2 separate regions of the Homo sapiens genome follow, and region 1 is linked to region 2. A link is an interaction called in ENCODE POLR2A ChIA-PET data of the cell type or tissue named here. Cell type or tissue: PC-3. All regions are shown on one strand. Each heading gives the region's core, and the rest is flanking DNA. Links, peaks and the distances in the headings are about the cores only. Region 1 overlaps GNA12 (G protein subunit alpha 12). Region 2 has its middle 31 kb from the start of GNA12.

What was found. ChIA-PET counts read pairs that join two places held together with the same protein. Peaks named below come from ENCODE experiments on the same cell type or tissue, not always from the same donor. Only the 100,000 strongest peaks of a DNase experiment are listed, where the experiment ranks them.
Region 1: POLR2A ChIA-PET joins it to region 2 with 5 read pairs; 6 of 35 experiments call an interaction of 5 or more read pairs at or near these places.

Annotation. Positions count from the first base shown.
Region 1 is chr7:2,803,979-2,816,576 of GRCh38, reverse strand. The region is part of intron 1 of GNA12 (G protein subunit alpha 12); the gene reads left to right. Among named protein-coding and RNA genes, the nearest start is that of GNA12, 34 kb to the left of the region's middle. RefSeq lists a silencer at 2,735-2,937 and enhancers at 6,945-7,801, 7,802-8,659. In PC-3, for the core only: no CTCF peak of the experiment used is centred there; no DNase peak of the experiment used is centred there; H3K27ac peaks cover 553 bases.
Region 2 is chr7:2,868,963-2,881,560 of GRCh38, reverse strand. No RefSeq gene overlaps it. Among named protein-coding and RNA genes, the nearest start is that of GNA12, 31 kb to the right of the region's middle. RefSeq lists enhancers at 6,874-7,454, 9,286-9,937 and silencers at 10,744-10,963, 11,911-12,115. In PC-3, for the core only: no CTCF peak of the experiment used is centred there; DNase peaks (open chromatin) are centred at 5,370, 7,270 and 7,760; H3K4me3 peaks cover 934 bases; H3K27ac peaks cover 3,359 bases.

The DNA.
Region 1 (12,598 bases), core at 5,095-10,094, 67 kb after region 2:
GAAATGGCATTATTTTGAATATATCATTTAAAAAATGGATTTGCTAGGCTGGGAGCAGTGGCTCACGCCTGTAATCCCAGCACTTTGGGAGGCCAAGACAGGTGGATCACCTGAGGTCAGGAGTTTGAGACCAGCCTGGTCAACATGGTGAAACCCATCTCTACTAAAAAATACAAAAATTAGCTGGGCATAGTGGCAGGCACCTGTAATCCCAGCTACTTGGGAGGCTGAGGCAGAAGAATCGCTTGAACTAGGGAGGTGGTGGTCGCAGTGAGCCAAGACCGTGCCATTGCACTCCAGCCTGGGCGGCGAGATCAAGACTATCTCAAAAAAAAAGGATTTGGTGAGCAGCACATGTGCGTGCTGTCCATGGGGGTGCGTGAAGATCTGGTTTACTTCTTTCCACCGTCACATTACTTACCATAATTGCTGATCCGTTCCCTGTGAATGCGTATTCAGGTTGTTTACCGTTTTCCCTGCGACCAACAGTGCTGCACTGTGTGTCCGTGTCCACGCCTCCGTGCGCGGCGGCCAGGGTCTCTCCGGGATGTGTACTTAGACGCAGAGTTGCTGGGTCAGTTCCACGCAGGCCCAGCTTTGCCAGGGGCTGTCAACCATTGCTTCTCATGGAAAGTCTCAGCAAGGCTATTAAATGAACTCAAAAACTATCTCCCTTATTTTCAGATGAATGAAAAATTCAGTGTTTGTGTAGATGGAGAGGAGCAGAGGAGTGATGGGAAATGTCTCTGGGATTGGACGTCATCAGGTGTGCTAAGACACAGACGGGACTGTTGTGAGGAAGGAGCTTGTGCTCACAGATTTGTAGAAACAGGAGGCACAGCACACGGGGCCACACGGGGAGCACCAGGCTCCAGGGAGCACCACGCTGGGTCAGGAGGCGGAGGGGTACTTGTGGGCAAGAGCCTCGATTGTGGTTTCTGAAAAGAAATGGGCAAGGCAGCATCCGCGGTTTAGGATTGGCTGGTTTGAGTAATTTCCCCAGCCTCTGTGCTATCAGGGTGGTCCCTGGTTGTCCAGTGCTTGGCCCTGGGGTGGTTGGCAGAGGCATATGGCTGCCTGCAGTGTGGAGCCTGGGCCGCCAATATAGCCCTGCACTCCAACCTGCGCTGAGTCATCTCTCCTACACGCTCCAGCCTCCCTCATGTTTTCTTTAGTGTTTCAAAAATGCGAAGCTCAGGGTCTTCGTGCGTGAGATTCCTTCCACCAGGAAAGCTCCTCCTGCCCCTGCTGCGCAGCCGGCCCCTCCTTAAGGTCTTGTAAATGCCTCCTCCTGAGCCGCCTTCCCCAACAGCCCTCATTTAAGCAGCCTCCTTGACTGTAGGTCCGCTGACTGGCTTCCTCCTTGAGAGCACACTCACAGTGCCGGACCGCAGGCACCTCGCCGATGTTCCTGTCCACTTGCTTTTTGTATTGCTCCTTCTCCAGTGAGCTTGGAAGCCTCATGCGGGCAAGGCCTTGTCTGTCTGGTTCTCTGTTGTGTCCTCGGAGCCTGCCACAGTGGCGGCGCTTGGTGGCTTTGACAGGGGACTGGATTGGGTGGAAGGGGCGAGATTAGACCTGGATACAGTGACGTCCTTGTCAGCCATGCCGAGTGCAGAGCGCCTACTGTATTGTAGGCATTTGAAATGAAACGGAGAATGTTTCCCAGGCCGTGCCTAGCAAGGATGCCTGGCAGTCGTGTGAGTGAGTGCTGTGGAGGGGAGCAGTGCACACCCGGTGCTGTCGGGAGCACAGGAAGGGTGCTTGGGAGCAGTGCGGGGCAGGTCAGGGAACCCTTTCTAGGATGTGTGTTGGACAGGCTGATAAACTTCTGTGGAAGGCCGTTATATGCAAGGAGTTCACATCTGGACGGTGACTGGTCCAGCCTTTTAGAGCTCCTTCCAGCTCTGAGATTCTATGCCACGAAAAAAAAAAAAAAAAGGCAGGAAAAGGAAATAAGGAATTTTTTGGTGGGAGTTGCGGCTTTAAATAGGATGGTCCAGTAAGGCCGCACTGAGAAGGCCTTCCCAGTAAAGACTTCATGGGTGCAGAAGAAATTTCCTCAAAGTCTTGGTTTGTGTCTTTGATTTTATTTGTGAGCTTGGAGAAGCTTGAGCAGGGCTTTATTCTGATGTCTCTAATTGTCTTTAATTCAGATTATAGGAATTCTTAAATGTTGACTTGCAGGGTTCGGGAAGCACACCAGATGGAAACCGAAAGTGCTGCCGTTTTGAGCACCTACTCATTGCACACCCTGGGTCCAGGGTGAGTCTCACTCCGTTCAACTCCTCGGCCACAGATCTCCCTGATCTCAGTCAGGATTCTCCAAAGAAGCACAGCCAACAGGATACATAGATGTATAAAAGGAGATTTATGATGGAGAATTTCACTCACGTGATTCTGGGAGCTGAGAAGTCCCATGTTCTGTGTGGCAAGCTAGAGACCCAGGGAAGCCCGAGGCGTGATTCAAACTCAGCTCATGTCCGAAGGCCTGAGAACCTGGGCAGCCGATGGTGGACATCCAGTCCCAGGGCAAGAGAGGATGAGATGTCCAAGCTCCGGCGGCGAGGCAGGAAATGAGGGGTGAACTCCTCCTCCCTCTGCCGTCTGATCTATTCAGGGTCTTGAGGGATTGGAAGGTGCCCAGCCACTTGGGGAGGGCAGTCCACCTTCCTGAACCCACTGTCCTAATCCTAATGTCATCTCGAGCACCCTCACAGACACGCCCAGGAACGGTGTTGCATCAGGCACCCTGTGGCCCAGTTCAGTGAAATTAACATCACAATCTCCGTGGTCCACACCTTCTGGACAAGGGGTCTTTGCAGATGGGCAGACTTAGGCGTGGCCCCAGATTCCCAGATCTCCTAACGAATACGCTGTTTCCTGCTCCTCCAGCTGCACTCTGACAGCTCACATGGGGCGATTGCCTCCATTTCCATTTTCATTTCCTTCACAGATTGGTTTGCTCACCATCCAGCATGTTTGTTTGTTTTTTTTTCCCCACCTGAGAGCTCTCCCGGAATGTCCCCAGCCTCTCCCTCTGGAGGTATAGCAGATATTGTGGTGGCTTCCTGCAAGGAGCGCTGTGCTGGCATCACTCAGTGATGTCCCCTTACGCAAGCTACACTGACTGGGAACTTCTGTTCCCTCTGGGGAAGGGGAGGTAGGAGGAGACTCTCCCCTGGATGCCCCTTAATAACCAGTGAAATTGGTACTATGGGCATGGAGTCATCTATTTTTTAAAATAATTTAAATGAAAACATGACTGTGGAGAAAGCCGGTTTCCTCAAAGCTCATAAATATTTATAGTTTGAAACTTTGTTTCATCTTAGAGCTTGAAAATATAAACTGTAACCTCTTGTTATAGAAGGGGAAACAATTACCTTTTAAAGGTTGCTGGATACCAGGCAGGAGGATCACTTGAGGCCAGGAGTTCAAGACCAGCCTGGGCAGCATAGCAAGACTGTGTGTCTACAAATAAAATTAGCTGGGTATGGTGGTGAATGCCGGTAATTCCCAGCTACTCAGGAGACTGAGCCTGGGAGTTTGAGGCTGCAATGAGCCATGATTGCACCACAGCACAGCAGCCTGGGCGACAGAGCGAGACTCTGTCTCTAAACATAAAATTTTTTTTAAAGTTTGAAAAGTAAAGGTCACTGGATTCTTTTGATTTTATATATGTGTTTATCCTTTATCCTTAAACCTAACAAAAAAGGGGCCAAATAACTGCTTTGTTTACCAACTTTCTCATTAGAGGTGGGGTTTCCTAGGCATCTAGACAGATGCTGAGTTTTATAAATGTAACGTCTGTGCCTTCATGTGGCCCTGGTGAAGCACCATCGTAGAAGGTGGCTGTGACTGACAGGAGCACAAAGCCCCTGATGTGATGTGATGTGATGTGATGTGATGTGATGTGATGTGATGTGATGTGATGTGATGTTATTTTTGAGATGGAGTTTCACTCTTGTTGCCCAGGCTGGAATGCAGTGGCACAATCTTGTCTCACTGCAACCTCTGCCTCCTGGGTTTAAGTGATTCTCCCACCTCAGCCTCCTGAGTAGCTAGGACTACAGGCATGCGCCACCACACCCAGCTAATTTTGTATTTTTAGTAGAGACGGGGTTTAATCATGTTGGTCAGGCTGGTCTCAAACTCCTGACCTCAAGTGGTCCGCCCGCCTCAGCCTCCAAAGGTGCTGGGATTACAGGCGTGAGCCACCGCACCCAGCCTACAAAGCCTCTGATTTTAGCAAAGCACCAAGGCCTAAGGACTCTGCCCGTGTCTTAGCAGCTTTAGAAGGAAAAGCAAGCCAAGAAAAACATTGAGTTATTTACCATAATTCTGAAGAAAAGCAAATGTGAGTCCTTAAGGGAGGAATTCTGACTTTCTTGAAACAGATTAGTTTTTTTCATGGAATTAGTAACACAGGGACTTACTTGCCCGGTTTTAAGGTTTTTGGTGAGGAGTTGCCTGAAACGCAAGTTCTCTTGAGAGTTTTTTCAGGTTTTTGGAGAGGAGTCGCGTGAAACGCGGGTTCTCTTGAGTACTTACAGCCCCTTCCCACTGCCCCTGGGAAAGCTGTGGTGCTGCCTCTCTAGGGAAACAAATAAGCGCTGCTCTGTGCGTGAAAAAAACAGATTTCCTTTCGTTTTATAAGATGGACGGGGACATGGGACTTTTCACTTGGCTCTTAAGGGAGGGGCTTTTTGAGAAGTAGACACTGGTGTCCTGCGTGGCCTGCCGGACTGTCTTTTCAGCTGTCAGCAGAACCCCTCTGAAGGGAGCACCAGTTTCAGCAGCGTCCGTGCCGCAGGGAAGACATGGCAACATCAGAGACCAGCACAGCTGTGGGTGAAACTGGACAGCAGCCCTTGGGCAGCATTGGCGGCTAGGGTTTAACCAGAGCCTGTCAGGGGAAGCGCTTCTGGTTTTGCAATCGTTCTTTACAACCTTACGAAATCTGTGCCGTGTGCTTTCAGGTAAATGGATTTCACTTTGAGGTCCCTTCTCAAATGATTTTTTAAGAAGTCTATATAGTTGGCAAAAATTTGATAAAAGTTACTTCATTGGTCATGACATAAAGTTATCTGAGTAAGAAGAAGCAGCACACTTATTCTCCTGTACCTCTGGAACATGTGAGCACCCTGGTTGTTCTGGGCTTTCTCTGCCAAGGCTGGGAAACTAGAGTTCTGGCAGCTTTGTTGCTCCTTTGTCTTCTGTGTGAGCCGCGGTGTCATCAGCCAGGTCACCCCGCTTGCAGCACAGTCGCTGTGCTCTGGGCATCGGTGGAGCGGGGAGCTCTGGTTGTGCACAGAGGGCCAGGTGTAGATGTTGTGCACAGAAGTCAGCCCCACCCAGGTTAGGCTGAGCCGTCTTCCCTGAACCTGAAATGGTTCGCCTGGAGCCCACGTGTGCACAGCCTGGGGGCTCTGGGCCAGGGTTCCTTGTAGTCTGTATTTCCTTTCCAATTCTGATCTCCTTTTTGCTGCTGGGAGATGAAATCCCCTCACTTGACGACTCAGGAAGCATCTGTTTCTTCTGATTCTTGGGACTTGCCATCTCCAAAGGCTGAGCTGCGGGCCTGGGTGTCCCTGTTGAATGAGAGCGCTCCAGGGCCTCCTTCCACATGTTATCTCATTATCTTTTTGTTTTTTTCTTTCTTTCTTTCTTTCTTTTTTAAGACAGAGTTTCACTCTTGTCACCCAGGCTGGAATGCAATGGCGTAATCATGGCTCACGGCAACCTTTGCCTCCTGGGTTCAAGTGATTCTCTTGCCTCAACCTCCCACGTAGCTGGGATCACAGGCACCTGCCACCATGCTCATACCCACCTAATTTTGTGTTTTTAGCAGAGATAGATAGGGCTTTAACATGTTGGCCAGGCTGGTCTCGACCTCAGGTGATCTGCCCGCCTCAGCCTCCCAAAGTGCTGGGATTACAGAAGTGAGCCACTGTGCCCGGACTTTTCTCATTATCTTGCCAGTGACCGTGAGGTCCATCATTTGGAATCCAACTGTAAAAAAAAAATTATTGACAAAACCCAAGGAGTAAGTTCCTTCTAAAGGCTGTAGCATGGTTTTTGTTAGCAGTATTACTAATACTGTTATTATTTTACTCATTTGCAGTGCTATGGTCTGAATGTGTCCATCTCAAAATTCCTATGTTGAAATCCTAACCCTTAAGGTGCTGGTGTTAGGGGGTGGGGCCTTTGGGGAGTGATGAGATCACAAGGACAGAGCCCTCATGAATGTGATTAGTGTCCTTATAAAAGGGACCTTAATGAGCTTGTATACCCCTTCCACCATCTGAGGACACAGTGAGAAATCACCGTCTAGGAGCCAGAAAGTGGGCCCTCACCAGACACCAGTCTCCATCTTAGAGTCCCAGCCTCCAGAACTGTGAGAAAGAAATCTCTGCTGTTCAAGCCACCCGCCTGTGAGGTTTTGTTATAGCAGCCCAGACTAACACATGCAGCGAACCTGAAATATTCAGCTGCGTACTTCTTAAGCGATCCTCTCCCCTCCTGGGGTTGACCCCTTTCTAATGTCAAACCATTTCCCTCTAAGAAGGTGATTGTAATGATACTAGAAGACTGTTCCGAATTCAGAATGCCTTTAAAGGAGTATCTGTATTGTATTAATCATAGAAATTTTTACTATGAATTTATTACTAAATACTATTTACATAGAATTTATTACAAAGTAATATTTATTACTAACAATACTTACATAATTTTACTATGAATTTATTACTAAGTAATATTTACATTTACATAAATATTTACATATTTACAGATGTGTGAAAATTGCTTCTTCTATTAAACGCTATCAGTCACTTGCAGTTTTAATTTATCCACCACAGTAAAGTAAGCTGTTGTCTTTTTGGCTGATCTTTTCCTGTCAATAGGCTTTTTCATTTTTATTGTACTGTTCCTTGGGGAGCAGGGCTACCCCAAAGGCGGTGTACCCAGAGTAGCCGGCTTTTTAATTTTGTCTTTGACATACGAAAAGGAGGTAGTTTTAGGAGGAATTTTCAGATCCATTGTACAACTAATTTTTTTTTCAAATAAAGTATGGGGCAATATTTATGTATTAATGTCAATAATGAGTCATCATAGGGTGGAATTTCCAATGAAAAATACATTGAAACGCTAATGATGTTTGGTTTGTGTATTTTTTATCAACTTTGGTACAAGACAGATCTAATGACTATCTAATATAAAACACCTGTTACTTGAGTGCTCCTCACTGCAGGTATGAGGTAGGACTGCTGCCCTTACTTTGCGGATGAGGACCTGGGGTCCCTTAGTTCATCCTGCCAACAGGTAGAGCCTCTGCTCTGTGCCGGCCCTGGGGACACGGGTGTGAACAGAGCAGAGCCCTGTCCTTGTGGGGCTTGTGCTCGGTGGGGAGAGAATCATACAGGAGATGCTGAGTGGACTCTGAAGGCGGGTAGCCAGCCGGAAGTGGTCAAGGAAGTAAAGCGAGGATGGAGCGTGGGAAGGATGGGCCTGGGGTGCAGTTTTGGATAAGATGGCCAAGGGCAGGCCACCCTGAGAAGCTTCCCTGCCCCAGTCCTCACTGAGCATTGAGGAAGTGAGCCGTGCGGCTATCCGGGGCAAAGGGTTTCAGTTGTCAGGAACCAGAAGTGCAAAGGCCTGAGGCAGAAGTGAGGATGTGCCTCTTTGAGGACCTGAGTTTTTGCCATGAATGAGATGGGAGCCTTGTAGGGTTTTGAACAAAGCGGGTGATAAGAGCTGACCTAGGCTTAGCAGGCTAACTTGACCACTGGTTTTGACAGTAGACTGAAGGGGACAAGTGTGGACACAAAGCAGCCAATTAGAAGACTTGCCATAATCCAGGTGAGAGATGGTGGTGGCCGGACCCAAGTGAGAGCCATGGGAGCAGCAGGAAGTAGGGAAATTGTAGCTGTCTCTGGAAGGTAGAACCACGGCATTGGCTGACAGGCTGGGCCAGACCTCAGGATGGTGCATCTCCCCTAGCTGCAGGCCGCTGCTGCTCTGTGGGGAGTGAGGTCCTCCTGTGCGGCCCAGGTCCCTCTCCATCCCATCCAAATTCAGGCCCACAGGATGGTCCAGGGTAACCCACAGCACCTGGGCACTCTCCTACTACAGCCAGTGGCCAGCCTGCAGGGACAGACAGCCTCCAAGGCCACAGTCAGCTCGGCCCACACCCTTGCTGATCTGCAGAAGGTGCAGAAGCAGCTTTTCAGGCAGCATGGTAGCAGGGCCTGGGTAGGCCAGCTCTGGCTTAACCCAAGTGCAGGCCGTAAGCACTGAAGGCGCTGCTCTAGGTGGGTGTCGGGTAGCACTACTCATGATGGTCACTGCTTACAGGAGGGAGTTGGGTATGCGTGAGAAGGAAACATGTTCACAGATTCCCGAAAGAGATATTGAAACTTGCAGAGGCCAACTCTGTAATTGCAAATGAAGCATAAATTAAGATTTTCCGTTTAGTTGTCTAAACAGTTACCCATGCAGTCCATAGAAGAGAAGATGGATGCCTGCAGAGCAGGACTTCATTAAGCAGCAGCCTGAGTCCTAAGTGGAGGAAGCGCCCAAAATGATCACGGAGCTTGTGGTACTTTCACCTAATAATTCATCGTAGCTCCTCCACGGGGCACAGAGCGGTTTCTGCGCGAACAGGTTTTTCATGAGCTCAGCGGCTGCTCTTCGGTCGTGTGTGTGCCTAAGGTTGGCCCCTTAATTTGAAACGCTGCAGCGTCTTGTTTAGTGAGGCTGCCTGATGCTGATATTTAATTATTGCCATGTCCAAGTGCGTTTTTGGTGCTGTTGAAGTTACCATTGAGTTTATTTTCTGCAGTAGTAATTTACTACTTAAATTTACTTCTTCCAGCTTTTTTCCATTTGGTCTTATCGCAAGTTTGAACTTTCCTCCAGATAGTCTTAGAGGCAACGGATGAGAACAGTGAGCAAGCTGCTGTGTTATCCTGGCTAGGTTTTTTTTTTTTTCTCTCTTATACCTTATTTTAATGCTCATTAATTCAAAGAGATTTCTGTTTATGGAGACAGTAATTAATAGTAAATCTCCCATCAAATTCAAGGCTCTCTTGATTTTGAAACTTCTAAGAACTCAGGCTAAATGTTTTAAATTGTTCTTTATACCTTCATGAAACGTTTTATTGGAAGTGTTGACTGAGCCTAGTTTTCTTACTGGAAACAAGAGACTAGAAATTCAAACATGTTTGTGAAATTTAAGCATTTTTATTACTAATTGGTACTTTATTACTTATTATTGTATTATAATGGGACTTAGAGGAAAATAAAGTATAAAAATCAGTATAAAAGCTTATTTGAAGTAGAGAAGCCAAATGTCTATTCCATTTTTTCTAATTTTCAGTTGTCAGTATACATACACTAAATTTTCCTCATTTTCAGTTGCTAGTTATCCTGATTTCTCTTTGAGCTGTGGTTTGAGGTCATGACTGCTTAGATATTATTGGAGGACAATTTTCGTGAAGCAAATAGATCAACTAAAAAACAATTTGGGGGAAAATAAAGGAAAATTAAAAGTTATTAAACATAAATGTGTAAATTGGCAGAACCTTTCTGGAAAACAGTTTAGTAATATTTATCAAAACCTCAAAAATGTGTGTATACTTTTTTGACCCAGCAGTTTTATAATTCAACATCTAGGAATTTGTCACAAGAAAATAGCCATATATGTGAAAATAGGGATGTATCAAGGAGTTCCTTGCATCGTTGTTTATTCTTTCCATACACTGGAAAGAATTCCGATGTCCAGCCATAGGGATTACCTCAATCTTAGCATGTCCCACATGTCGGACTACTCTGCAGCCATTACAGATCTTGAAATCTTGAATGACATAGGAAAGTGTTTACGATACATCGCTAGAAAAATTTTAAAGTGTTACAAAATGTTCTGTAAAGAATAAGACAGATAACATTCCTAGATGTTAATAAGTTATTTCTAGATAGTGATATTTTTAAGGATTTAATTTTCTTCTTTATGTATTTCTATATTTCCTCTATTTTTTGCACTAAAAATACACTTTTATAATCAGAAAAAGACAAGTTCTTTCTTCTTTTTTCTTTTTCTTTTTTTTTTTTTTTTTTTTTGAGACAGAGTCTCGCTCTATCCCCCAGGCTGGAGTGCTGCAGTGGTGCAATCTCAGCTCACTGCAACCTCTGCCTCCCGAGTAGCTGGGATTACAGGCACCTGCCACCATGTGCCCACACCCAACTAATTTTTGTGTTTTTAGTAGAGATAGGGTTTCACCATGTTGGCCAGGCTGGTCTCGAACTCCTGACCTCAGGTGATCTGCCTGCCTTGGCTTCCCAAAGTGCTGGGATTACAGGCGTGAGCCACCGCCCCCGACCAAGACAAATTCTTTTAGATATGTTATCCTACAGCAATGCTGTCCAATAGCAAATCGAATGTGAGCCACAAATGTAAGGCACGTGTGTACTTCAGATTTTCTAGTAGCCACATTAAGGAGAAAGAACGAAAGAAAAATGATTTTAATAATAGATTTTATTGAATCCAACATATCCAAAATATTACAATTGCAACATGTAATCAGTATAAACAAAAGAAGTTTACGTGTTCTTTTTGTACTCTTTGTGATCCAGTATGTATTTATAATACCTCTCAGTTCAGCTGGGCCGCACGTCCACTGCTCGGTGGCCCTCGTGGCTGGGACAGAGCCACCATTAGATGGTCTCTTGCTGGGCTGCCAAGATAGCGTAGATGAGTGAGTGTTTTCAGTGTCTGGAGATATTAGACTCAAGTAGTGTCTGAATGCACAAAATGTCTTCTAATGTAGCCAGGCTTAACAGTATATCCCATACTTCCAGATTTTAATTACTATTTTTAAAAAATGTTCTAGAGAATTTCAGAAGTGTTGGGTCCTCAGAGGTCAGCTCAGCTCTGGCTCTAGTCTCCGTGCCTGCTGTAAGCTGCGTGAGAGCAGGCGGCAGCCCAGGCATCTTCTGCCTCCTGCCTGTTCCTCTGCTCCCTTATCTCTCCAGATACTCACAGCAGTGTAGAACAGAGCTGAAAAATCTCTAGCTTGAGCCCGCGCGGTCAAGGCTGCAGTGAGCTTTGATTGCGCCACTGCACTCCAGCCTGGGGGACACAGTGTGACCCTGTCTCTACAAAAAAAAAGAAAATCTCTAGCTTAAACTAAATCGGTCAGGCTTGATAACTGTGTGATTTTGAGCTTCCGCTTTCTCATTTGTAAAATGGGCATAATGCTATTCCTCGCAGAGTTATTTATAAAGACTAAATGAGCTAATGGACAGTGAGTACTTAACACAGTGTCGTTCACATGGCAGGCGCTTAGTCCCATGAACGCAGATTGTTATGGCCTCTCTGAAGCAGCCTTTTGGTTGATAGACTGGCATGAATTTTATGCATGTCTGCATCTGCTTATTTATTTGGCACCTTGGTCGGTGTTTAAAGGCTTTGTGGAAAGGCTCTGGGCCTTTATTTACCACAGTGTGCTGAGGCCCCAGCTTGACCAGGTTGGATCAGGAGGAGGGTTCTAAAGAACACTGCCTGGGGGTGCCACCACCACCATGCGCTGCACACATCATGTTTGATAATCAAAAGCAGCCTTTCTAAAATGAACATTAGCTGCGTATCCTCTTCAATATCTTTTTTTTTTTAATTTATTTTAATAGAGATAGGGTCTCGGTAAGTTGTCCAGGCTGGTCTCCAACTCCTGGGCTCAACAGATCCTCCCGCCTCGGCTTCCCAAAGCGCTAGGATTACAGGCTTAAGCCATCACGCCCAGCTCTCTTCAACGTCTTTAGTGGTAGAAAATGTTGAGTGGTAGCTCTGTGATTCCCAGACCTCACCATGCAATCCAAGATGGCCCCAACGAATGGGCCAAGAATATGTTTAATGAAAACCAACCTAGTGACACTGCCCCCAGAGGACAAAGATTTCACCATTTTCTCACACCTCCTCACACAGTTTCTTTGCACTCTTATCAGTTTTTCACAAAACCCAACTTGTTACTGTTTGGACTTTTGACACTCAGCCCAGTCCTATTGGCTTTGAAGTGGTGGGACCAAGGAAAGCCAGCCTTGTAGCAGGCTCATCTACAAGAGTCTGGCCCAGTGGCACTCAGACCATAGTCCAGAGGAACCCGGTGTATGTACACGCGTGTGTGTTTATGGGTTTATGGGTTTACGCATACACACACACCCGTCTATATATAGCTGTCTCTGCTAAAACAAATTCTTTGAAACACTTACCTTTATTATTTGCAGTCTATTCAGTTAGTTACCAGTATATTCTTTTCCTTTTTAAAATGCCTACTAAATGATTTCACAATGCAGATCCTGACTTGAATTTCGAAAACACTGAATTAGCACATGAAGCTGTTACCTGTTGATAGTGTGTGCAAGCTTTTCCCCCTTAGAATGATATTTTGTGTGTTTGTGTTCTCAAGTTTTGCTGATCTTTTCTGTACTTAAGAGGACGATTTCGTTCCCCCTTGTACTAGTGTTTGTCATGTAGTGAAATTTTTAGTGAAGGGAGATTCCGAGACTTATCCTGACCCCTGGAAGAACAGGAGAGGAAGAAGTT
Region 2 (12,598 bases), core at 3,147-8,146:
AAAAAGAAAAAGAAAAGAAAAAAAGGACAAATGACCACCAATAGGCCACAGAGCAGCTGGATATGGGACCCAGGGAATTCTGGGCTGGTGAAAAACAGCAAAGCAGCCCCCATGGATCCCGACATGTTCAGGAGGCACTGGCGCGAGGAGGCAGCTGAGGGTAACAGTATGGGCGGTCCGCGTGGGAAGCTCAGATGGTAACTGCGCAGGCTGCGTGTGCACAGAAACGCCTGCAAATGTGGCATCCACGCTGTTACCTCTGGGAACCATAGGATTTTTTTTTCAAGATCTATATTTCTCCCCACTGCAGAGCAGCTGGCTGCATCTAGAAGTTTCTGCACCTCCGTCTGGGCATCAGATGTTTACCTCTGGTCTGCGGGTAGGAGGGTGGGCTGTCTGCCCGCCACTCCCAGCTTCATGCAGGATCTGACCTCCCACTGGCTGGGGCAGCCAGCCCGGACTCCCCAATCTCTGACCTCCTCGGCAGCCTTGTGGGAGGGGCTTCGGGGTGGAGAGGAGGGCAAGGCCAGGAGAAGCTGGGACTTGTCCCAAGTGCAGCCCCAAGGCAGCACCTCCCACCCTCTTTCAGAGATGCTTTGGATCCTGAGCTGTTTCTGGCTCCGGCTGGTGGGGCTGGGCCTCCACTGCTGCCCGCAGCCTCTGTGAAATGGGGCTGAACCAAGCATCTGCCCCCCCATAAGCATCAACAGAAGGCGGTTCCCTTCCATTTAGCATTTTTCTTTTTTGCGTGCTGGTATCGATTTTTGCCTCTTTTGTATCCCCGAGGGCTACAAGCAATTTTCAGACACCATCCCTGCCTCATGGGCTCGGAAGAGAAGCAGGATCAACGTGTGTGGGAGAGTCCGAGGGGGACCCAGGGCAGGCTTATGCCAGCCTGGGCAGAGGCCCAGCTGGAGAAACTGAGGGGCGGGGGCCACTTGGGGGAGGACCCTGGCCAGCCTCCTGCCTGGACGCATCTCACAGCCCCTTTCTCTCCATCATCGCCCTGCCCCCAATTCCAGGCCACCATCACCTCCCACTGGATACAGCCAGGGTCTCCTGTCCACTCTGGTTCCCTCTAACCCACTCTCCTCTCTGTTCCCAGAGGGGTCTTTCTATATGCAAATATGGACAGGAAATGTCCAGGGCTCCCTGCTGCCTTCTGGCAGAATCTGCCCTCTGTAGCCCGGTTTCCAACACTCTGCACAGTCTGGTCTCTGCTTCCCGTGCTGGCTTTACCACCTTATCCCTACACACACACACACACGAATGCATGCATGCACACATGTTCACACGTGTACATGTACAAATACACATGTGCTGCACACATGCATATGCCCACATGTATGCACACATTCACACAGAGACACACATACGCACACGCACATGCACGCAAACGTGCACTTGTGCAAATGCACTTGTCATGCACAGATACACACATGCACACTCACAGACACACATAGACATGCACAAGTAGACTTGTGTGCTGCACACAGGCATGCACACATGCACATGGCCACATATGTCCACATGCACACACACATTCACACACATGCACGTGCAAATGCACTCATGCACAGATACACTCATGCACGCACACACATGTTCATATACACATATGTGCTACACACAAGCATGAACACATGCACATACCACATATGCCCATAGGCACACACACATACATATGCACATGCAAATGCACTCAAGTCATGCACAGATACATGCACACTCACAGGCACACATAGACATGTACAATTAGACTTGTGTGCTGCACACAGGCATGCATACATGCACATGGTCACATATGTCCACATGCACATACACATTCACACACATGCGCGTGCACATGCAAATGCACTCCAGTCATGCACAGATACACACACGCACACTCACACATATGTTCATATACACATAAGTGCTGCACACAGGCATGAACACATGCACACACCACATATGCCCATATGCACAGACATACACACATGTGCATGTGCAAATGCACTCGAGTTATGCACAGATACACACATGCACTTTCACACACACGTGCATATACACATATGTGCTGCTCACAGGCATGCACACATGCACATGGTCACATATGTCCACATGCACACACACGTTCACACACACATGCACGTGCAAATGCACTCGAGTCAGGCACAGATACATGCACACTCCCATGACACACATATCCATGGACTACACACCTGTGCTTCACTCTGGCATGCACACAGCCACACATATACATGTGCAAACACACTCAAGTCACACGGATGCACACGTGCGTCCACACACACACACACATTCCAGTGACAATGAGCACTCTGCTACCCTGCTTCCCTGCCTCTGATGGGCCACCCCTCTCCCATGTCAGGCCAGTTCCTACTCCTTTCAAACTCAGCCATGGTAGCGTTTGCCCGTGCACATCTAACTAGGGGCCCCGCTCCCGGAAACACAGGCAGCTTACACTTCCTGCCCCTTTGAAGAGGCCAGCTGCAGCCTGTGTTGCTTCCCAGATCAAGGTGGAATTGGCCACGAGGGACCCTCTAGTGCTGGCTCCTCTTTCACAGACCGGTCCACATCAAGAGGGGGCACTAAAAAGCAATGGACCGGCCGGGTGCGGTGACTCATGCTTGTAATCCCAGCACTTCCGGAGGCCGAGGCGGGCAGATCACCTGAGGTCAGGAGTTCGAGACCAGCCTGGCCAACATGGTAAAACCCCATCTCTACTAAAAGTACAAAAATTAGCCAGGCATGGTAATGGGCGCCTGTAATCCCAGCTACTCAGGAGGCTGAGGCAGGAGAAGCTTAAACCTGGGAGATAGAGGTTGCAGTGAACCAAGATTGCACCATTGCACTCCAGCCTAGGTGACAAGAGTGAGACTCCGTCTCAACAAAAAAAAGAAAAAAAGAAAAAAAGGAAAAAAACGAAGGACAGCTGCCCCAGGGCATTGCAGGGACCCACAGCCAGGCTGTGTGCCTTGATGTTCTAAGCAACTTTGACTTCAGAACATTTTTTACTGCACCCACCCCCACCACAAAAAAAGGCCAGATCACCATCTTCTGGTGCCCAAAACCCCGTACTTCCTCCATGAACAACATCCCCCACTCATCCTAGGACCACCTGTTCACACATCTGTACCCCTACCCTGGACAGCACTAAGCTGTAAATTCATGAAGAGCAGAGGCTGGTCTTGGGTATAGATCCTCCAGCAGGGCCCAGCAGAGAGTAGGAGTTCAGTAAGTGATGTGGAATGAATGCATGAATTAAATAAAAGTTGGAAATAGAGTTCGGGTGCAGTGGTTCACATCAGTAATCCCAGCACTTCGGGAGGCCGAGGCAGGAGGATCGCCTGAGGCCAGGAGTTTGAGACAAGCCTGGGCAACATGGTGAAACCCCATCTCTACAAAAATACGAAAACGTTAGCCGGGACTGGGCATGGTGGTTCACGCCTGTAATCCTAGCACTTTGGGAGGCCCAGGCAGGTGGATCACTTGAGGTCAGGAGTTCGACACCAGCTTGGCCAACATGGTGAATTCCTGTCTCTACTAAAAATACAAAAAAATTAGCCAGGTGTGGTAGCATGCTCCTGTAATCCCAGCTACTTGGGAGGCTGAGGCAGGATAATCGCTTGAACCTGGGAGGCAGAGGCTGCAGTGAGCCGAGATCGTGCCACTGCACTCCAGCCTGGGCAACAGAGCAAAACTCTGTCTCAAAAAAAAAGAAAGAAAAAAAAAGATTATGCGGGCGGACATGGTGGCACGTGCCTGTAGTCCCAGCTACTCAAGAGGCTGAGGTGGGAGGATCACTTGAGCTCAGGAATTCCAGGCTACAATGAGCTATGATTGCACCACTGCACTCTAGCCTGGGCAACAGAGCAAGACCCTGTCTTGTAAGAAAATAAAAAAGAAAGAAAATAAATAGAACTGGACTTTGAACGATGGCTGGGAGAAAGTGAGGCAGATGTTCATACAGGGGTCCCCTCGCAAGTAAAGGCAAGAGGCAGAGAGGAGACGAAAAAGGAAGGTGCTGGGGGTCAATTGGCTGGGTGGGGCATGGCAAGAGGTGAACCTGGGGGGCTTAGGGTAAAGGGCTCCCTCCGTGAGTATTTCTTTTTTTTTTTATTGTTATTATTGAGATGGAGTCTCGCTCTGTCTCCCATGCTGGAGTGCAGTGGTATGACTTGGCTCACTGCAACCTCTGCCTCCTGGACTCAAGCAATCCTCCCCACTCAGCCTCCCAAGTAGGTGGGATTACAGGTGCCCACCACCACACCCAGCTAATTTTTCTGGTTTTGGTAGAGATGGGGTTTCACCATGTTGGCCAGGCTGGTCTGGAACTCCTGACCTCAAGTGATCCACTCACCTCAACTTCCCATAGTGCTGGGATTACAGGCGTGAGCCACCGCGCCCGGTCCTCCGTGAGTATTTCTGAGCACTCATTGAATGTGACCTGCGATGCCTGCTCCTGCACCAGGATGCAATTCCAGGACCTGGTCCCCAACCTGGAAGTTCAGGACCCAGCTCACCTCACTGGCAGGGCCCAGGCCAAGACCAGCCGGGGCACAGCCCGGGCACAGCTCCACGGGGCAGCCAGCATTCTCACCCTCTTGCACTGGGCCCTGACACTTCCAAGGTGACATCCTTCCCAGTCCTGTGTGCCCTTTGGTGGGACCAGGGATGCCAGCCCCTCCCCAAAGTGACCCCTGGAGGGGCCGGGCTATTCTCTGCTGGCTCACTGGGCTTCTTTGTGAGTTGAAATGTATTTTTTTTTCTCTTTCCTAATTAACTCCCTGCCACCCCACTTGCAGTAAAGTCTGATTTATCTCTGGCTCTCTGCATTCCGGGGACGGGCTATTTAATCTCAGCCGCGTGGACTCCAACCCACTGTCTCAATGAAATGCAGATCCTTCATCCTGCCAGCATCCTGCCAGCCCCACTCCATCCTCCTGCTGCCCGTGGGCTCAGCCAGCCCAAGCTGCCGCTGCCGTAAATTCTCTTTTATAATAACACCCTTTGCCCTTTGGCCACACCTGTCAGCACGGCCTGGGACTCTGCCGGGCCACAGCTGGCTGCTCACTTCTCTGGGCAAACCGGGCCTCAGGCAGCGCCCCGCTGGGAAGCCAGCAGCTGCCCCCAGGCGTCCACCTGCCTGGTCCCCTATGGCCAACACTCTTGGTGCTCAGCCAAGTCTAGAGGTTACCTGCAGGCAGTCCCCACATGAGCCCGCTGGGGTGTCCTCAGGCCAGGACCACACACAGACCGTTCACGGGGCAGGCCAGACCAATCTTTCTCCGCATGAATCAGCTCACTGCACTGCTCCTGCACCAGGGAGGGGCCGGAGTGGTACAGGAGGCTGATTCACGGGGAAAAAGAAGCCTGATTTGTAACATCCGCTGATGTCTGTGGTGTCAATACTCCCACCGTGGCTGATGGCCAGATAGTGATGTGATGCCTGTGAATGCCACATTGGGAGGAAAATCCCAGGGCTCCGAGACACCTCCAGGCAGGAGGGGGCGGGTCAATGCCGCAGCTCCTCACGCCTCACGGGGGCAATTCTCAAGCACATTCCACACAGCCTCTTGGAGGGAGGGGTGCCACCAAGACTGAGCCCCAAGTGCCTGCAGCTACAACCTTCTCTTGTGAGTTGAATTATATTCCCCAAAAGATATGCGCAAGTCCTAACCATTGGTAACTGCAAACATCACTTTATTTGGAAATAGCATCATTGCAGATGTAATTAGTTAGATGAGGATACACTGGAGTAGGAAGGGCCCTAGCCCGGTGAATGGAGTCCTTATCAGAAGAAGGAACTTGACCGGGCACAGTGGCTCACGCCTGTAATCCCAGCACTTTGGGAGGCCGAGGCAGGCGGATCACTTGAGGCCAGGAGTTTGAGACCAGCCTGACCAACATGGTGAAACCCTGTCTCTACTAAAAATATAAAAATTAGCCAGACATGGTGGCACATGCTTGTAATCCCAGCTACTCAGGAGGCTGAGGCAGGAGAATCGCTTGATCCTGGGAGGTGGAGGTGATCCTGGGAGGTCAGCCGAGATTGCATCACTGCACTCCAGCCTGGGTGACAGAGTAAGACTGTGTCTCAAAAAAAAGAAGATGAAGATGAAAATTTAGACCCAGACACACAGAGAGAACATCCTGTGAAGACACAGTCGCACCCATGCATGGGGAAGAAGGTCGCGTGATGACGGGGGCAGAGATTGGAGCGAGGCATTCACAAACCAAGGAATGCTGGGAGCTTCCAGAAGCAGGAAGAGACAGGACGGATCCCCCTAGAGCTTCCAGGAGGACAAGGGCCTGCAGACACCTTGAATTTGGGCTTCTGGCCTTTAGAAAAGTAAGAAAACAAACTATGGTTGTTTTCAGTCACTCCGTTGTGATTTGTTACAGCAGTAAAAGGAAGTTCACATGCCTTCCATGTCTTACCCTTAATAGCCTTCCTCCCGCCCTGTCTCAGCTCTCACGTCTTTATGGTGTTCCTGGGGTCACCTCCCAAATAAACCACCTGAACCTGTGTCCTTGTCTGAGAGTCAAGGAGCACATTGGACTCACAATCTGAAAGTCCTGCTCCAGGTCCAGCCTCACCATGCCCAGGTGTGGTACCGTGGGCAAATCCCACACCACACCCCACCCCTGCCTCATCATCTGTAAGTGGGACATTAAGGACTCCAACAGGAGAAGGTTGCTGTGTCGGCGGGTGCAGTGGCTCACGCCTGTAATCCAGCACTTTGGGAGGCCAAAGTGGGAGGATCACTTGAGGCCAGGAGTTTGAGACCAGCTGGGCAACACAGGGAGACCCCATCTCTACAAAAATTTAAAAGTTAGACAGGGCTGCTGGTGTGAGCTTGTGGTCCCAGCTACTCAGGAAGCTGAGGCAGGAGGATCACTTGAGCCCCAGGAGTTTGAGGCTGCAGTGAGCCACGATGGTGCCACTGCACTCCAGCCTGGGTGTCAGAATGAGACTTTCTCAAAAAGCAAAACACAAAACAAAACAAAACAAATGGTCACTGTGAATGAAAGTGTTGTGGCCTGAACAGATATGCAGTTGTGTTGACAGCCTGCCCAGGAAAGCTTGCATCAAAAGCTCACACAGCCAAGTGACTTTGACCCTCCCTTCTCCTGTGGTCCTCTGAGTCCCTAAAGGATGACTGGCAGGCAGGTTGCCCTCATCAACACATCACCATTTGGGGCCTCCCAAGTCCCCACCCAACATTCTCATCCACCTGCCTTTGGTCTCTGATGGTTCTTGGGGGTCTTCCTCCCACAGAAGCAGGGGTTTGATCAGTTTTGGCCAGGTGGCTGTATCATCCCCGAAGAAAGCAAAAGGACCTGTATGTTACCCCCACACAGAACAGAGTAGATAAAGCAAGGATGGAGGAGAATAAAATCTACTTCAATCTACCGTCATTATGAAAAACATTGTTTCATCTCCCGCAGGCTCTTCCTGAGTTTTCCCATGATGCCCAACTCTTCTCTTAGTTATGGTGAGTTCTTTTTTGTTGTTGTTGTTGTGGAGGGATTTTTTTCTCCTCCCTACACTTGTCTTCCATGGCCCGTACCTCTCCACCGCATCTGACAATCTGCACATGTTTAAAACCATGTTGGACATGGGGTTTAAATTTCTTCCCAGGAGACTCCTGGGCCATATGCAAATCAGAGGGCTGTGGCTAAAGCCAGGAGGAGCAAACAGGAAAACAACAGAAAGGATTTTCTAATTCCATAGGCCAGTCTAGATCCTGTACATGAGTCAGCTTTGGCTGCATAACAGCCGCGAAAACCTCAGCTGCAGAAAACAGTATGTATTTCTTGCATCCTGATGACTTAGACTGGACTCCCTGGGCTTGGCTCCAAACTGCAGGTGAGGCTCAGCCCTGTGGCCTGGCAGGCTAGCCCAGGGCTGTTCTTCTCATGGCGAAAAAGAGGTGGGCAAGAAGGCAAGCCCCATTAAGAAGTGCGTGTCAAGCCTCTGCTCCTGCTACATCCCCCTCAACAGCCCACTGCCCAAAGCAATCTCTCAGCAAAGCCCAAACTCGAGGTGCAGGGAAGGGAACAGTCATGAATGATAACAGCACCCGCCACTGCCCACAACATATGCACATCACAGAGTTTGGTGCTCCAGTTCTCATCACAGCATAAACTTGCTGACCGAGTTTCCGACAGTTGAGACCAGACATCATTGACTTTGCGGGAAGAAAGCCCTGGCTTCTCTCTACTGAAGTGTCGCTCCAGTCTGGCCTCTTGCCAGGACAGAGGAGGTCATCCCTGACGGAACTGTGATCAGCGTCTCTCAGCCTCAGTCCCTGCTGACATATCCTCAGAACCTTGCTATACTGGACCTCACAATGAATAATCAGGCGATGAATAATCAGACCTCTTCTCGCCATGGCCAGAGCCTAACTGGGGAGACAGGTGAGCCTGCCCTCCATGCAGAAACAAAAATAAGCACCAGAGCAAAGGTACAGGCCAAGTGTCCTGAACACTTAAGGATGGGGTGGGCCGGGCGCGGTGGCCCACGCCTGTAATCCCAGCACTTTGGGAGGCCGAGGTAGGTGGATCATCTGAGGTCAGGAGCTCGAGACCAGCCTGACCAACATGGTGAAACCCCAACTCTAATAAAAATACAAAATTACCCGGGCGTGGTGGCACATGCCTGTAATCCCAGCTACTTGGGAGGCTGAGGCAGGAGAATTGCTTGAACCCAGGAGGCAGAGGTTGCAGTGAGCCGAGATCGCGCCATTGTACTCCAGCCTGGGCAACAAGAGCGAAACAACATCTCAAAAAAGAAAGAAAAAAAAAAGGATGGGGTGAGGAAGTTGATGCATGCAAATGGGAAGGAAGGAACATCTGGGCTGGGTTTCAAAGGGTGAGTAGGAGTCTGACAAACAGGAGAGGAAGGACACATCCTGGGGAGAGCAAGAACAAGGCCTGAGCATGGGCAACTTACATGGCTTTTTTTTAAATTATTTTTTGTCTGTTTCAGGATTTGTGTGCAGGGCAGGACCATCTTGCCGGAAGCGTGCTGTTACCATGGCACCCAACACGGCATCTGGTGTTACGTGAACATCCTCCTCTGACTGCGAACAGATGGGTGGATTGTTTTTCCAGAAGGATGAGCTCTATTTCATGATGAAAATCACCCAGGTGTTTTTGCACAAATCATAGGTTTAGTCCCCCAGATGCGTTTTTTACTGAAGTCTCTGGCTGTGTTCCTCACAGCCCAGAGGCCTGATGTGCTCTCTGTCTGCATTCAGCCACCGTCTGGGTGTGGGACTCAGAGTGAGCCTCAGCCCAAGTACCGCCACCCCATGTGGAGTGAGGAGATTGCACTAGACCGGTGGTGTTTCTCAAACTTGGACCACTGGTGTTTCTCAAACTTGGACCACTGGTGTTTCTCAAACTTGGATGGGTGTAAGAATCATCAGGAAAGTTCATAACATGCGGATTCTTGGACTCTACCTCCAGGTATATTTTGATTCTACAGGTCTGGGCTTGAGGCCTGAGTATCTGTGTTTCTAATAAGCTCTTGGGGGATGCTGCTGGCTTAGGGTCACTCTGGACTCAGACCCCAGACCCCTGCTCACCTGGACCTTCTCCAAACCTTGCACTGGAGAGAAGGTTCTTGAACCTCATCCTGGGGCAGGCACCCATTCCCTGAGAATCCCACTCTACCAGACCTCAAAATGAATAATCAGGCAATGAATAAGCAGATCCCCTCCCACCATGGCCCCAGCCTAACTGTGGAGACAGGCAAGCCTGCTCTCCATGCAGGAACAAAAATCAGTGCTAGAACAAAGGCACAGATCGAGCTGTATCTGGCAGGAGTGGTCAGAATGCCAGAGAGAGAGAGCTCAGGCAGCATTCCCAAGGCAGGTGGTAGACCCAGGGCCCCAGGGAGCGTTCAGCCAGTGGCAGGGGTTTGGGTTGAGCTGGTCTGCCCACTGGAATCAAAGTGGGCTGGGACACAGGACCAGAGTCCCAAATACAACCCTCGGGCTCTGCAAGCCTGGCCCATGTCACGTTCACTGCGCCCGCAAGCCATGAGTCCTGCCCTCAACTTGCGCCTGTGATGCTGTCCTCATCCAGTCCCAGAGAGATGATCCACCTCGGGGCCCTGCATAAGCCCTGGCCTCTGACACTCAGCCCCCATCTCCTTTACACTGGAAATGTCTCAGGTGTCAGCCCTCTCCAGGAAGCCTCCCTGACCCCAGTCCCTTGGTCGGTGCTCCCTGACCCCAGTCCCTTGGTCGGTCCATTGCCTAGGATGGAGTGCAGTGGTGCGATCTCATCTCACTGCAACCTCCGCCTCCCAGGTCCAAGCGATCCTCCTGCCTCAGCCTTCCCCGTGGCTGGGGCTGCAGGCAGGCACCACCACGCCCTGCTAATTTGTGTATTTTTAGTAGAGATGGGGTTTCACCATGTTGGCCACGCTGGTCTCAAACTCCTGACCTCAGGTGATCCACCCGCCTCAGCCTCCCAAAGTGTTGGAATTACAGGCGTGAGCCACCGGCCCCGGCATTTGGTCAGTGCTTTGATGCATGTGTCACATCAGCCTTTGTGTCACCGTCGGGGTGGCCCTGGAGGTGCACGGCTCTGCTTTCCCTCCCAGAGTCACCCTCCACAGGAATGCAGTAGCACCTGGGGCCTGGCAGCTCCTGCCCCACCCGGGACCTTGCTAGAGCTCCCCGTGGGCCTGGAGAGGACTTTCTCACAGCTGCACTGCAGCCTGGGGCTCCTCCCACTTAACCCTCCTTCCTTCCTCTTCTCCTCTGGCAAACACAAGCCCTGCGTCACGGTTGGAAGTTGGTCCCCGCCCACCCTGCATCCTCTCCCTGTATCCTGCTTGGGCATTGCGTTTCATCAATCTCTTGCTCATTTCTTCTGTCTTGACGTCTGCCTCCCAGATGACCAAAGTGACACAGGTAACGAAATGAGTCTCTCTAATGAGTTCCCTAAAGTCCTGGGCCTCCGAGGGCTGCAGGCCCTGCCTCCTCTTACTCATCGCTGACTCCAGGCACCTGGCCTAGAGCTTCACAGGGGCTCAATAGCTTCCTGTCCTGCTCAGGCAGAGAGGGGCAGGCAGGGAGGGTCTCACACTCCAGGGAAGGGTGCTGCCTTTGCAGAGTTGAAGTGGAGTGTGTAGGGGGTGGTGGGGGAGTCCTGGGAGACCGTCAGCCACTCCTTGTGCACGTGGGAAAGGGGGACCCGGACAGGACGGGAGGACGCAGGGTGTGAACAGCATCGGACCCCACAAAGCACCCCTGGCGCACAGAGGTAAGGTCTGCTGGCTCAGGTATCACTAAAAGCCACAGAGTGGCTCACCAAGCCCAACAGGGCCCAGACCAGGCGCTCAGCTCTCACTAGGTCCGATCCCCGCCTCGCCTCTGAGCTGTAGCCCTCTGTGCAGGGGGGGCGCACTCCTGCCCATGGCAGACAGACCCCTCCACTGGGACACACGGGGCCACCACAGCCCAGCGCCCTCTTTCTCCTCCAGGCAGGGTGGACTCTCCTGGGTGGAGACTGATATGGTGAGGCTTTGCGCCTCACCCAAATCTCATCTTTTTTTTTTTTCCTTTGAGACTGAGTCTGGCTCTGTCACCCAGGCTGGTGTGATCTCGGCTCACTGCAGCCTCTGCCTCTCGGGTTCAAGCGATTCTCCTGCCACAGCCTCCCACGTAGCTGGGACTACAGGCACGCACCATCACTTCTGGCTAATTTTTGTATTTTTAGTAGAGACAAGGTTTCGCCATGTTGGCCAGGCTGGTCTCGAACTCCTGACCTCAAGTGATCTGCCCACTTCGGCCTCCCAAAGTGCTGGGATTACAGGTGTGAACCACCGCACCCGGCCCCAAATCTCATCTTGAACTGTAATCCCCATAATCTCCACTGAGTCATGGGAGAGACCAAGTGGAGGTCATTGAGTCACGGGGATAGATTTCCCCCAAGCTGTTCTCGTGAGAGTGGCTGAGTTTTCAGGAGATCTGATGGTTTTACAAGGGGCTCTTCCCGCTTCACTCAGCACTTCACCCTCCTGCCACTTTATGAAGAAGGTCCTTGCTTCCTCTTCACCTTCCATCATGATTGTAAGTTTCTTGAGGCCTCCCAGCCATGCTGAACTGTGAGTCAATTCAACCTCTTTTCCTTTATAAATCACCCAGTCTCAGGCAGTTCTTTATAGCAGGGTGAAAACAGACTAATACATAGGCCTACCCCTTGGGCCACGTTACTGTTGCCAAAGATGTGAAGAGGTCCGGGTTACAGGACCATGCCCCTGGGTGGGTGTGTGGGTGGGTGTGTGGGTGGGTGTGTGCACGTGCGTGCCTGCAATGCTCCTGTGACTATGCGTGGCTGTGGTGTACGTGCGTTCGTATGTGACTCCATGGGGTACATCCGCGTGTGTATGTGTTTGTGTATGGCTTGGAAAGGCCCCACCAGAACTGGAATGGAACATGGGGAATCCCCTAGAGGAAACTGGAAGCCTCTGCTTTAAGGGTTATGATATGTTAATTCGCTGCGTTTAATCATTCTACGACGTATACATGGATCGAAGCATCACACGGTGCCCCTTAAATAGACGTAATTA